Linked DNA regions of Homo sapiens: region 2 is linked to region 1. The links are chromatin contacts, found by Hi-C in ENCODE. All regions are on one chromosome and are shown on one strand. Each heading gives the region's core, a stretch centred on a gene start or an enhancer-like site at or near the end of the contact. The rest is flanking DNA. Distances are from core to core; before and after follow the strand shown.

The links. A loop is a pair of places that touch in the nucleus more often than their neighbours do. Pooled maps may share reads with other maps.
Region 2: a map of naive thymus-derived CD4-positive, alpha-beta T cell shows a loop between it and region 1 (6-fold over the local background). The contact joins the promoter of MAP3K15 here to the promoter of RS1 in region 1. A Hi-C loop is called at or near these places in 1 of 168 maps with a recorded cell type or tissue (naive thymus-derived CD4-positive, alpha-beta T cell) and 1 of 50 pooled maps.

Annotation. Positions count from the first base shown.
Region 1 is chrX:18,670,337-18,676,452 of GRCh38, forward strand. It overlaps RS1 (retinoschisin 1), which reads right to left and starts at 1,772. Exons shown (of 6, transcript NM_000330.4): 1 at 1,681-1,772. The coding sequence starts at 1,732. It overlaps TRV-TAC1-2 (tRNA-Val (anticodon TAC) 1-2), which reads right to left and starts at 4,645; the gene lies at 4,573-4,645. It also overlaps a transcript of PPEF1 not described here. RefSeq lists a silencer at 4,570-4,756.
Region 2 is chrX:19,512,015-19,517,543 of GRCh38, forward strand. It overlaps MAP3K15 (mitogen-activated protein kinase kinase kinase 15), which reads right to left and starts at 3,494. Exons shown (of 29, transcript NM_001001671.4): 1 at 2,887-3,494. The coding sequence starts at 3,247.

The DNA of each region.
Region 1 (6,116 bases), core at 522-3,021:
CGCTTCAGCCTCCCCCGAGTAGCTGGGATTAGAGGCACCTGCCATCATGCCCAGATACTTTTTGTATTTTTGTAGAGACGGGGTTTCACCAGGTTGGGCAGGCTGGTCTCAAACTCCTGACCTCAGGTGATAGACCCGCCTCAGCCTCCCAAAGTGCTGGGATTACAGTCATGAGCCACCGCGCCCCGCCGTCATACACAATGTTTGCCCCCTAGCAGATAGTCAGGGATGAGCTCTTAAAAGAAGGGACCAAGGAATGAATGAATGAATCTCCATGCCAATCACAAAGAAGAGAAATCCGAGAGTGAGCCCTGGGAGTGTCTGACAACCAGGAGTATTTAGATCTAAGCCTTGAAAGAGTCTGCTTAGATTTTCTTGCTGAGGAAAGAGGAGGGGGCAAGGAGTAAAAGGAAAAACAACAAAACCCCAAAGCATCTTAAAGTAGTCAGAGTTACTGGGACAAGTTGCAGACTATTAATTGCAAGGGGAAAAAATCCTAACAGACAACTGGTTTACATGATCCCTACTTAGAAATATACCTTGGGGTTTGCAGAATGACCTTGGAATTATATTGTCACCAGTCTTTCCAAATACTGAGAAATGTGACTAAGTAACAAAAGTCATCAGCCTGGGAAACATGGTGAAAACCCCTCTCTACAAGAAATACAATAAATTAGCCGGATGTGGTGGTGCGTGCCTGTAGTCCCAGCTACTAGGGAGGCTGAGGCAGGAGGATGGCTTGAGCCTGGGAGGTTGAGGCTACAGTGAGCCGTGAAACCAAGAATTCTGATTCTACTTGTGTGAGTTTCGCTGTGTCTGTCTACCAGGTCATTTGCAGAGCACAGAGACCTCCTTCTCCCTGCTTTTTAATTTATTTTCTATAACACACAAATACACGATGTCCACAAAGAAGACAGGCAACCAATTTCTAACATCTGGATGAACCTGAGGAGAAATTCTGAGCAGATGGGTACTTGAGAATTGAGAGAGGCATGAAAGAATATTATTTCAAAGATTGAGAGGGAATTGGAACTGGATGACATTTTACAGATTTGCCCTTATTTTTTCCTAATTGAAGCATATCACTTCTGCTAGGGTCATATTTAGAAATTTTAAAATGAGTGAGTGTACTGAGTCTCCGAGGTTTCCTGACTCTCAGTTGGATTATGTTTTTTATTAGATTCCAGTGGTACTGGGTATGTTACGTTAATCCATATTTAAACTAGGTTGACCTTACACCCCAATTTGCCCTGGATGGTCCTGGGTTACACCTGTCGTCCCAACAGAATTATTAATAGCATCGTCCTCCACCGTCAATAGCATTCCGGTTTGGAATATTAAATTCTACAATCACTCCCACTTTGACTCCTAAAAGTTTTCCAGAATATGCCATACTTTCTCATTAATTGTTGCAACTTATGGCTATTTTATAGATTTCTGAGACCCATCCTGTTTTCTGTTGGATTTTAAGCATCCTTTGAACTTTAGAAGGCTCCTCACAGAACTGGAAAGCCATCCACACAAAGACAACTGTTGTTCATTAATAACACATGTTAGTTAATTAACGTGTTGCTAATTAATAATATTTATATTATTCAGGCTATATTCCTATTTATCAACGATATTAATTAAATTATGTATTAAGTATGCAATGAATGTCAATGGTTGAATAGCACATACCTTCATAGCCAAAGAGAAGTAATAACAAAAAGCCTTCTATCTTGCGTGACATCTTCCCCTCGTCCTCGGCCAAAGCTCTACCTTACTGAACTGGAGAGCTGGCCCAGGAGCAGGGGATTAAGTTGAGCCCTGGCCTCATTAAGCATCTTAATCCATTTAGTTCTTAGGTCTTTGGCTGAGCCCCATCAAGTTAACCCACAGAGTTACCTGCCTCAACAAGGAAGTCTCATGGAAGATACTAGCATCAACTGAGATTCAGTTCGCGAGGAAGATACTTTTCGTTCTTTTTTTTTTTTTTTTTTTTTTTTTTGAGATGGAGTTTCGCTCTTGTCACCCAGGCTGGAGTGCAATGGCGCCATCTCGGCTCACTGCAACCTCTGCCTCCCGGGTTCAATCTAGTCTCCTGCCTCAGCCTTCCGAGTAGCTGGGATTATAGGCTCACGCCACCACGCCCAGCTAATTTTTGTATTTTTAGTAGAGATGGGGTTTCGTCATGTCAGTCAGGCTGGTCTCGGACTCCTGACCTCAGGTGATCCACCCACCTCGGCCTCCCAAAGTGCTGGGATTACAGGCGTCAGCCACTGCGCCCGGCCCATACTGTTCATTCTATCTTAATGTAAGGGAAGCAATGGAGGGAGAGAACTACAACCAGAAGTCTCAGGTTTTCGTCCTTTCTTCGCCATCATTTTTTAGGGGGTGACCTTGAACAATTTCCTGCCACATAAGCACTAACATTCTCGAATTGTATGAAAATGTCATGGATTCCCCTCTTTGAAAGCAACTAGGCATCATGTGCACACCTATTCACTCAGGAAAATGCTAAATTTGGTGGTGGTGGGAGGACAGTTAACACAAAGCTGTGCATTGCTGTGTTACTTTTAACAACAACAAATTGGAAACAATCTAAATGGCCAAGGTTAGGGGGCTGGTTAAGTAAATCAAGAGATGAGTGCAGCCTGGTAGGTTTAAGAGCACAGACTGCCAACCCAGACTGGGTGCCAAATCGCAGCACTAGCACTTGTTACATTGTGACCTCAGGGCAAGTTATTAATATCTCTGCGCCTAAACTTTCTCATCTGTAAGATGATGATAATAATGCCTACTTTCGAGAGTTATTTTGAGGCTTACAAGAGATCATATGTATAAAATACTTAGCACAGTGCTAGACATAATTAGCTATTATTTTTACATCACCATTCAGAATAAAGTTGATGGGAGGAAAAGGGGAGTTGTTTAATAGGTATAGAGTTGAGTTTTGCAAGATGAAAAAGTTCCCGAGATCTGTTTCACAACAATGTGAATATACTTAACACTACTGAACTGTACACTTAAAAATGATTATGGTGGGCTGGAGGTGGTGGCTCACACCTGTAATCCCAGCACTTTGGGAGGCCAAGGCAGGCAGATCACTTGAGGTCAGGAGTTCGAGACCAGCCTGGGCAACATGGCGAAACCTCGTCTCTACCAAAAATACAAAAATTAGTCGGGCGTGGTGGCGTGCACCTATAATCTCAGCTACTCGGGAGGCTGAGGCAGGAGAATCGCTTGAACCCAGGAGGCCGAGGTTTCAGTGAGCCGAGATTGTACCACTGCACTCCAGCCTGGGTGACAGAGCCAGACTCTGTCTCAAAAAAAAAAAAAAATGGTTAAGGTGGTTTTAAAAAAGGCCGGGCACGGTGGCTCAAGCCTGTAATCCTAGCACTTTGGGAGGCCGAGGCGGGCGGATCACGAGGTCAGGAGATCGAGACCATCCTGGCTAACACGGTGAAACCCCGTCTCAACTAAAAATACAAAAAATTAGCCGGGCGAGGTGGCAGGCGCCTGTAGTCCCAGCTACTCGGGAGGCTGAGGCAGGAGAATGGTGTGAACCCGGGAGGCAGAGGTTGCAGTGAGCTGAGATCACGACACTGCACTCCAGCCTGGGCGACAGAGTGAGACTCCGCCTCCAAAAAAAAAAAAAAGAATAAAGTTGATGAAGTGATTGTAATAACAGGGAAAGAGTTACACTCAAGTTAGAAAAAGACGCAAATTTCTACACTGTTAAGGATGCATAACTAGGTTGAAAATGCAGAGAAAAATACTGAGTGCCCCTTCCCATTTTATATTTTTTGCTACCACCATCTCACCATGGCCCACACCCTCATTCCTCTTGTCAAAGATAAAAAAGCCAATATTTAAACAAATAATAAACTCCCCAAAGGAAACTGTAATGAAATAGTAAAGAGGAACAGAAAGAAACTAGAGAAACGTTTGCTCATTCAACCAGTATTTATTGAATGTCTACAAGCCTGACATTTATTTTATACTGTGTATGAACTCTATTCCACAAATTCTACTGCTGCATTAAAAGGGACTGTGGGGTTTTTTTTTTTTCGTGCTCTGCACATCAGAGTTTAATGAAAAATAGAACTTTTAATCAGAGTCATAATCATGACCGACCTTTAATAATTCACCTGCAGTCAAAGCGCTGCTGTATTGCCTGCCACATTTTAGTTGGAGGTTGGGTGGCCGGCCCTTGCTGGCTTGCAGGCAAAGGGCAGCCAGGTGCATTCCCCGAGCGCCCGATTTTCCGAGGCGTACTGGGAGGAGAGGTGGGGTAGGGCCCGGCCGGATCGGGGGCGCCGGATCGGGTCTAGGACTTCGCCCGGCCCCTGCCCTCCACTACTTCTCATGTCGGACTATGGCGGCAGTGACCTTGTGGGATAGGAGAGGGTATCTGTCATTTCACTTCTGCGAGAAAAACATGCCAAAAAATTAAAAAGAAAAAAAGGACAAAGAAAAACACTTCGTTGTCGCTTTTTGGTTTTTTTTGTTTGTTTAACCCAAACCCTTTTTTTTTTTTAACCCAAACAACGAAACCCTATAAAAGCAAAAACAGCCGCCTTACGGCTATGGTTCCACTGGGGCTCGAACCCAGGACCTTCTGCGTGTAAAGCAGACGTGATAACCACTACACTATGGAACCTCTACGAGGAAGAATATTGTTGGGACTTTATTCATAGACTCACAGCAGTTCCGGTCCCTCCGCCGGAGCCCCGCCTCTCCACCGTGACCCCGCCCCCGAGGCGAGGAGTTTGCGGCGGCTTCGAGTCTCGGGCTCCGGCGTTTGGGCGGCTTGTCTTCCCTGCCCGCCACAGTCGCGGCCCCTGGGACCAGGGCGAGGCCGGAACCCCGGCCGAGAGCACCTCCCTGCTATCATCTGTCCCCAAACTTTCCCTCAATCGAGGCGCCGGCGGGGCGGCCCGGCGGCCGGAAGTGCACCCTGCTCGGGCTTTGCGCCCCCGGCAGCTTCCTCCGCCCGCGAGGGCCCCGCGCCTTCCCATTTTCCCAACCGGCAAACTGAGCCTCGGCCACCCGGCCCACTTGCCGGTCGGAAGTCAGGACGTCGCCGCTTGCGGCGGCGTGGAAGGCTTCGCCTCCGGAGCAAGGAGGACGGGCCGCTGGTTAGCGGGCCCTTTGCCCGAGGGTGTGGACCTCTACCCGCTCCCCTGCCCCTTCCCGCAGCCTTCTTCCCCTCCCGAGGACAGGCCTAGGGGGTGCAAATGCCAGGGCTTCCGTTAGGTCTCCTTAGTCTAGGGCTGCAGGGGTTGGGGGACGAAGACGTGTAGACGGGGCCACCCGTCTATGGCTTCCAGGGTGGCAGCGGCCCTGGCCACGTGATTGAGGGGCCCAGTGCAAAATGAAGATGCCAGGCCCCTTGTTAAGTTTTTGAGAATTTCACACGGTAACAGCAGAGTATTCAACCTGGTGCGGGGTCCCTGACTTGCTTGCAGGACTGTAGTCTGGGTAACGGGCTGGGACCCTCCATCACAAAGGGTGATTCTTGTTTTTCATCGTCAGTGTCATTTGCCTTCTTCAGGGCTTCCAGGTGGATCTTCGTCACCACCCTAGGATTGCTCACCATTCTCAAGCTTGAAAACCCACCTGCAATCATTTGGGCGGGGGGGGGGGGGCATCTTTAAGCGCCCAGGTGAACTTGGTCTGCAGGCAGCAGCTGTCCTTTTCTCTGGATCTTCTGCTGAGGTCGGTAGGTTGATAAGTGATACTGATTTTGTGGCAGGAACTCCCTTCAGCCAACTCCTGTCTTCCTGGGAAGGCCTCTGGAAGAAACCAGGTGGGTGCAGGGAACACTAAGGTGGGGATCTGGATGTTCGTCTTGATTTGGCCATTCATGAGCTGGGTGCTCGAGCTAGTCAGTTCACCTCTGGTCTCAGTCTCCTCCTTTGTAAATACAAGGGTTGGACTAAACACGTCCCCTTTCACCTCTGGGTCTCAATGTTATGCCCATCTTCCACGTAGGAAAACGGAGGCAGTTATCTGCCATGTAATCCCCCCCACACACACACCCCCGCCCCCCGCCCAGAAGTAGAGGCAGGCCAGCTAGTGGCGTGGGTTTTTCTAGTACCCGTTTCCCGATGTCCTCAGTTAGCTCCCTG
Region 2 (5,529 bases), core at 2,244-4,743, 840 kb after region 1:
GCAGGGACATGGATGAAGCTGGAAACCATCATCCTCAGCAAACTAACACAGGAACAGAAAACCAAACACTACATGTTCTCACTCATAAGTGGGAGTTGAACAATGAGAACCCATGGACACAGGGAGGGGAACATCACACACACACCCCAGGGCCTGTGGGGAGTGGGAGGGGAGGGAGAGCATTAGGACAAATACCTAATGCATGCTTAAAACCTAGATGACAGGTTGATTGGTGCAGCAAACCACCATGGCACATGTATACCTATGTAACAAACCTGCACGTTCAGCACATGTATCCCAGAACTTAAAGTTAAAAATAAATACTTGGGCCGTTCAACAGTTCCCCTCCCCCACAAGCCTTTTTCCAGAACAGCATTGTTCAATAGGACCTTCTGAGATGAGGAAAGAGTTCTGTAACTTCACTGTCCCACCTGGGAGTTACTTGTGCCTACGGAGCATGCATTTATTCGTTTATTTAGAGACAGGGTCTCGATCTGTCACCCAGGCTGGAGTGCAGTGGCATAAACACAGGTCACCGCAGCATCGACCTCCCGGGCTTAAGTGATCCTCCTGCCTCCACCTCCCAGGTAGCTGGGACCACAGGCACATGGGTGCCACCACATCCTGCTTTTTTTTTTTTTTTTTTTTTGCTCAGGTTGGTCTTGAACTCCTGTACTCAAGCAATCCTCCCGCCTTGGCCTTCCAAAGGGCTGGGATTACAGGCGTGAGCCACTGCACCTGGCCTATCAAGCGCCTTAAATGCCACTAGTGCAACTAAGGATCTTACCATTTTTACCGTATTCTAATCAGTTTAACTGTCAAGAGCCACCTGTGGCTAGTGGCTACCAAATTGGACAGAGTGGTTTTAGAATTTTTACAAAGAAGCCAAAGTGAGAGCTCTGTATCTTTTTTGGTGGAAACATCAAAAAGCAGTGAGTGATGGAGGACGAATCCAGGAGACAGTGGAGGTGCTCATCTGTTTAGCCCAGGAACCCACTTACTGTGTATGTACTTTCTCAAACCTCTGAAAGCAATTCTAATGCACTGAGAAATGATTTACTCAAGACCAGGACAAGGTTAACCAAAGGGAGCTCGTGGTACAGCCCAACATTCTAGGCCACCCAGGCCAGAGTGAGCCAAGGTGACGTGTCTGTTGTGTGGCTCCAGAATTGAAAGCCTGAGATTTGACGTCTGCATCTTCACAGTCGACCTGTTAGAAGGGCCCCCCGTACACACACACTCCGCCCCAGGGAAAGCAAAAGCCACCGCACACAAATCTTTCAGAGGTGGCACCAGCAGGAAGGAGAGTGTTGTGCCTCATGGCAAAAGGAACATTTAACCGTTCAGAGAAGAGTCTGTTCAAACTCCAATTTTGGAGCAGAATGAATACAAGTTGAGAAAACGGAGTGGTTCTAGGTGAAGTGGACTCCTGAACGACTTTTCTAAAAAGATGTTGTGCTGAAGAGTATACTCAGTGTGGTCAGAAATGTCAGGAGAGTGCTTTCAATGGGTCCAGCTGCCACTTGTTTAAACAAGCCTGACTCCCCCCCTACCCCGCCCTTCCAGCTGGGGAGAATTTGCTCTGCAAGAAAAACAGATCTGCGCTGCCTCCAGCAGAGGCTGAATCCTAATCATCCTAGCTTACTATTACAGCAAAGCAACTTCCCATATCCTATCTCATCAGCTTTTAGGTTTAGGGTAGGCACTGTTAACTCCCTTTGACCAGAAACTGAGGCACAAGGACTCCCAGGTAATTACTGTCTCACATATAATGCTTCTGAACGTCACCCAGGTGACAGAGGTTTGTCACCAAAGGTGCTGTAAGGGAAAAAACGTCAAGCAACAATTCATTCCACACCGAGAGAAACTCTTGCCAATCCAAAGTACGCTTCTTAAGGCTGGATTCTCAGGCACATTTATTATAGTGAGTTTAGAGACCTAGAGTCCCACTCCAGCAAAGGTGCCCCCTAACCCGTGAATGCTGTGCATTATGGGATAAAATATACGTCACAGGGTGGTGGCTCACACTCCACCGTCAGTGTTTTGGGGACGAGAATTGAAGTGTGCAAAAGAACACTGGGTATTTCTAAGTAGAGGCAACACACACACACGTAAGACACCGATTTCCACTCCTGGCTGCAAAATGGAATCGCCTGGGAAGCATGACACTTCTAAGGCCTCGGGTGCTTATGTCATTGGTCTGGGGTCCGATCTGGGCACCCAGAGTTTTAAAAGCTCCCCAGGTGATTCTAATATGTAGCCTGCGTTGGGACCCACGGCCGTAAGAGACCTTCCAGGAATGAGAAAGCAAAAGTTGGATAACTTGGGAGAAGGGGGGCTTGGTAGGGTCTGGGTTACAGGCTGTTTCTTGGGTTATCTGATGTTTAAGATGCCTGAAGAATCAAAGAGTCTAAATGCCCGTGGCCTCTATTTTCTTATCTGTAAAAGGGCACAATGTTAAAGACTCTACCCTCCCCCAAAGGCAGGACGGTCCTGTTGGACGGATCAGGGGGTGAGAGGATAGGAGGGGGGCTAAGGGGAGGGGGATGAGAGGAAGGGGACTAGGGGAAGGGGAGGTGGACTAAGGGGAGGGAGACTAAGGGGAGAGGGGACTAAGGGGAGGGGGGCCTGCGGGAGGGGGGACTGGGGGAGGGGGATAAGGGGAGGGGGATAAGGGGAGGGGGACTAGAGACGAGGGGGACTGGGGGAGGGGAGGGGGACTAGGGGGAGGGGAGGGGGACGAGGGGGAGGGGAGGGGGACGAGGGGGAGGGGAGGGGGACGAGGGGGAGGGGGACGGGGGAGAAGGGCGAGGGGGCGGGGCGGGTGCCCTGGCTCGTGTGAGGGTAGGTGAACTGGGACTGAGGTGGGGACGAAGCCGCTCTCACCTGCGTCGTAGAAGGCGTCGAGCACGGCCGTCTCCCCGAAGTCCAGCTCCCCGAAGGGCACGGAGGTGAGGTGAGCGCCCTCGGCCTCGCAGGCCCGCAGCAGGCACTGCCGCGCCCCAGCCTCCGGGCCGCCGGCCGCGCCGCCCTGGGAGCTCTCACTGCGCACGTATACTGCCCGCAGAGCCCGCCGCGGCCCGCCCCCACTCTCGCCCTCGCCGCTGCCGCCTGCCGCGCCCTCCGCCGCCCCGTCGGGCTCCGCCGGCCCGGCCGCGCCCTCCACCCCCGGCGGCGGCGGGCACTGAGGGGACTCGCTCGCCGCCCCGAGGGCCCCGGCCGGAGCATTCCCACCGCCGCTCTCCATGTGCCCGCCTGCGCGCCCTTCCCCTGGGCGAGTGGCCAGCGGCTGCGATCCGCTAGGAGGCACAAGTTACAGCAGCCGCGCAGGCGGTCCCGGCACCTGCTCCTGAAGCGCGGGACGCTACGGGAATCGAGGGAACGGAGCGCACCGGGGACCCCGCGGCGGGCCGAAGACGGCAGTACCCCTAGGCTGCAGCCTGACGCTCAGGCCCCAAGGCCCCCAGCGCCCTTTGAAGGCCGGAGAGAAAGAGGCGGGGGCTGGGGACGTCAGGGCGAGCGAGGGGCGGGGAGGGGGCCGGGGAGGGCGGCGGGGCAGGAGCGGGGAGGGTGCCCCCTGCTGCCCCCTCCAGGCAGCGCCCGCCCGCAGCCGGGAGACGCCGAACACGGGAACAGGAATTGGGGTTGTTTTTTTTTTTGTTTTGTTTTTTGTTTTTTGTTTTGGCCATCCCTCTAGCCTGACCACCATTAGGAGCTCCAATTTCTTTTTTCTCAAAACAACTTGAAGCATTCGAGCAGGGTAAAAACTCTTTCAAAGCATCGGTTGGATGGAAATGTTCTATTCCCAACTCAATACAGACGTATTAATAGTTTTCACCCGGCATTGGGATGAACGGATGCTTCATCCCTGGTTGCCAAGCGCACGGCCCCCCGTGAGCCCTGTGCCGGAGGCGAGCTCGTCCTGGCTTTCGCCGTGACCTTGACAAGGCACAGGGAGGCACCAGCAACAAATTTTGTCTGGAAGATAGACTCCAAGTACGCTGCCTGCCTGACCTTTGAAAATGCCGTGAACTCAAAGGGGCCCTCACTCGGATCTTAGGCACTTCACGAATTTGGACACAAATATTAAAAGAAAATAGTGTTACCACTGAGGGTAATACCATTATTCTTATTTTTTATCTTTTTTGAGACAAAGTCTGTCGCTATCGCCCAGGCTGGAGTGCAGTGGCGCGATCTCTGCTCTAGGCTCACTACAACCTCTGCTTCTCGGGGCTCAAGCGATCCTCCCACCTCAGCCTTCAGAGTAGCTGGGATTACAGGCACGCACCTCACCATGTCCGGCTAATTTTTTTTTTTTTTTTTTTTTTTTTGTATTTTTAGTAGAGACGGGGTTTCACTATGTTGGCCAGGCTGCTGTCGAATTCCCGAGTTCAAGCGACCCGCCCGCCTCAGCCTCTCCAAGTGCTAGGATTACAGGCGTGAGCCACCGCACCTGGGTCATTGTTTTCTAAAAGATAGAATGCACCGGACGCTGTCACAGACTTGGAGGTTTTTCTTTTTTCAATTGCAATATTATTTTTAAACTTTATTTTTAATTGACAAATAATTGTATATATTTATGGAATACAATCTGTTGTTTTTCATTTAAGTTCAGGGGTATATGTGCAGGTTTGTTACACAGGTAAACTTGTGTCATTGGGGTGTGTTGTATAGATTATTTCATCACCCAGGCATTAAGGCTAGTACCCATTAGTTATTTTTCCTGATCCTCTCCTTCCTCCCACCCTTCACCCTCTGATAGGCCACAGTGTGTGTTGTTCCCCTCCATGTGTCCATGTGTTCTCATCATTTAGCTCCCACTTATGAGTAAGAACATGGGGCATTTGGTTTTCTGTTTCTGCATTTGTTTGCTAAGAATAATGGCCTCCAGCTCCATCCATGTTCCTGCAAAGGACATGATCTCATTCTTTTTTATGGCTGCATAGTATTCCATGGTGTGTATGTACCACATTTTCTTTATTCAATCTACCATTGATGAGCATTTAGATTGATTTCATGTCTTGGCTATTGTGAATAGTGCTGCAATGAACATACACATGTATGTGTCAACAGAGTGAACAAACAACCTACAGAATGGGAGAAAATTTTTGCAAACTATGCATCTGACAAAGGTCTAATATCCAGCATCTATAAATAACTTAAATTTACAAGAAAACAACAAACAGCCCCATTAAAAAGTGGGCAAAGGACATGAACAGACACTCTTCAAAAGAAGACATACATGTGGCCAACAATCATATGAAAGAAAAGCCTCAACATCACTGATCATTAGAGAAATGCAAATCAAAACCACAACTAGATACCATCTCACACCAGTCAGAATGGCTATTATTAAAAAGTCAAAAAATAACAGATGGTGGCGAGGCTGTGGAGGAAAAGAAACATTTATACACTGTTAGTGGGAGTGGAAATTAGTTCAACCATTGTGGAAGACAGTGTGGCAATTCCTCAAAGACCTTATAATGGAAATAACATTCCACCCAGCAATCCCGTTACTGGGCTTATACC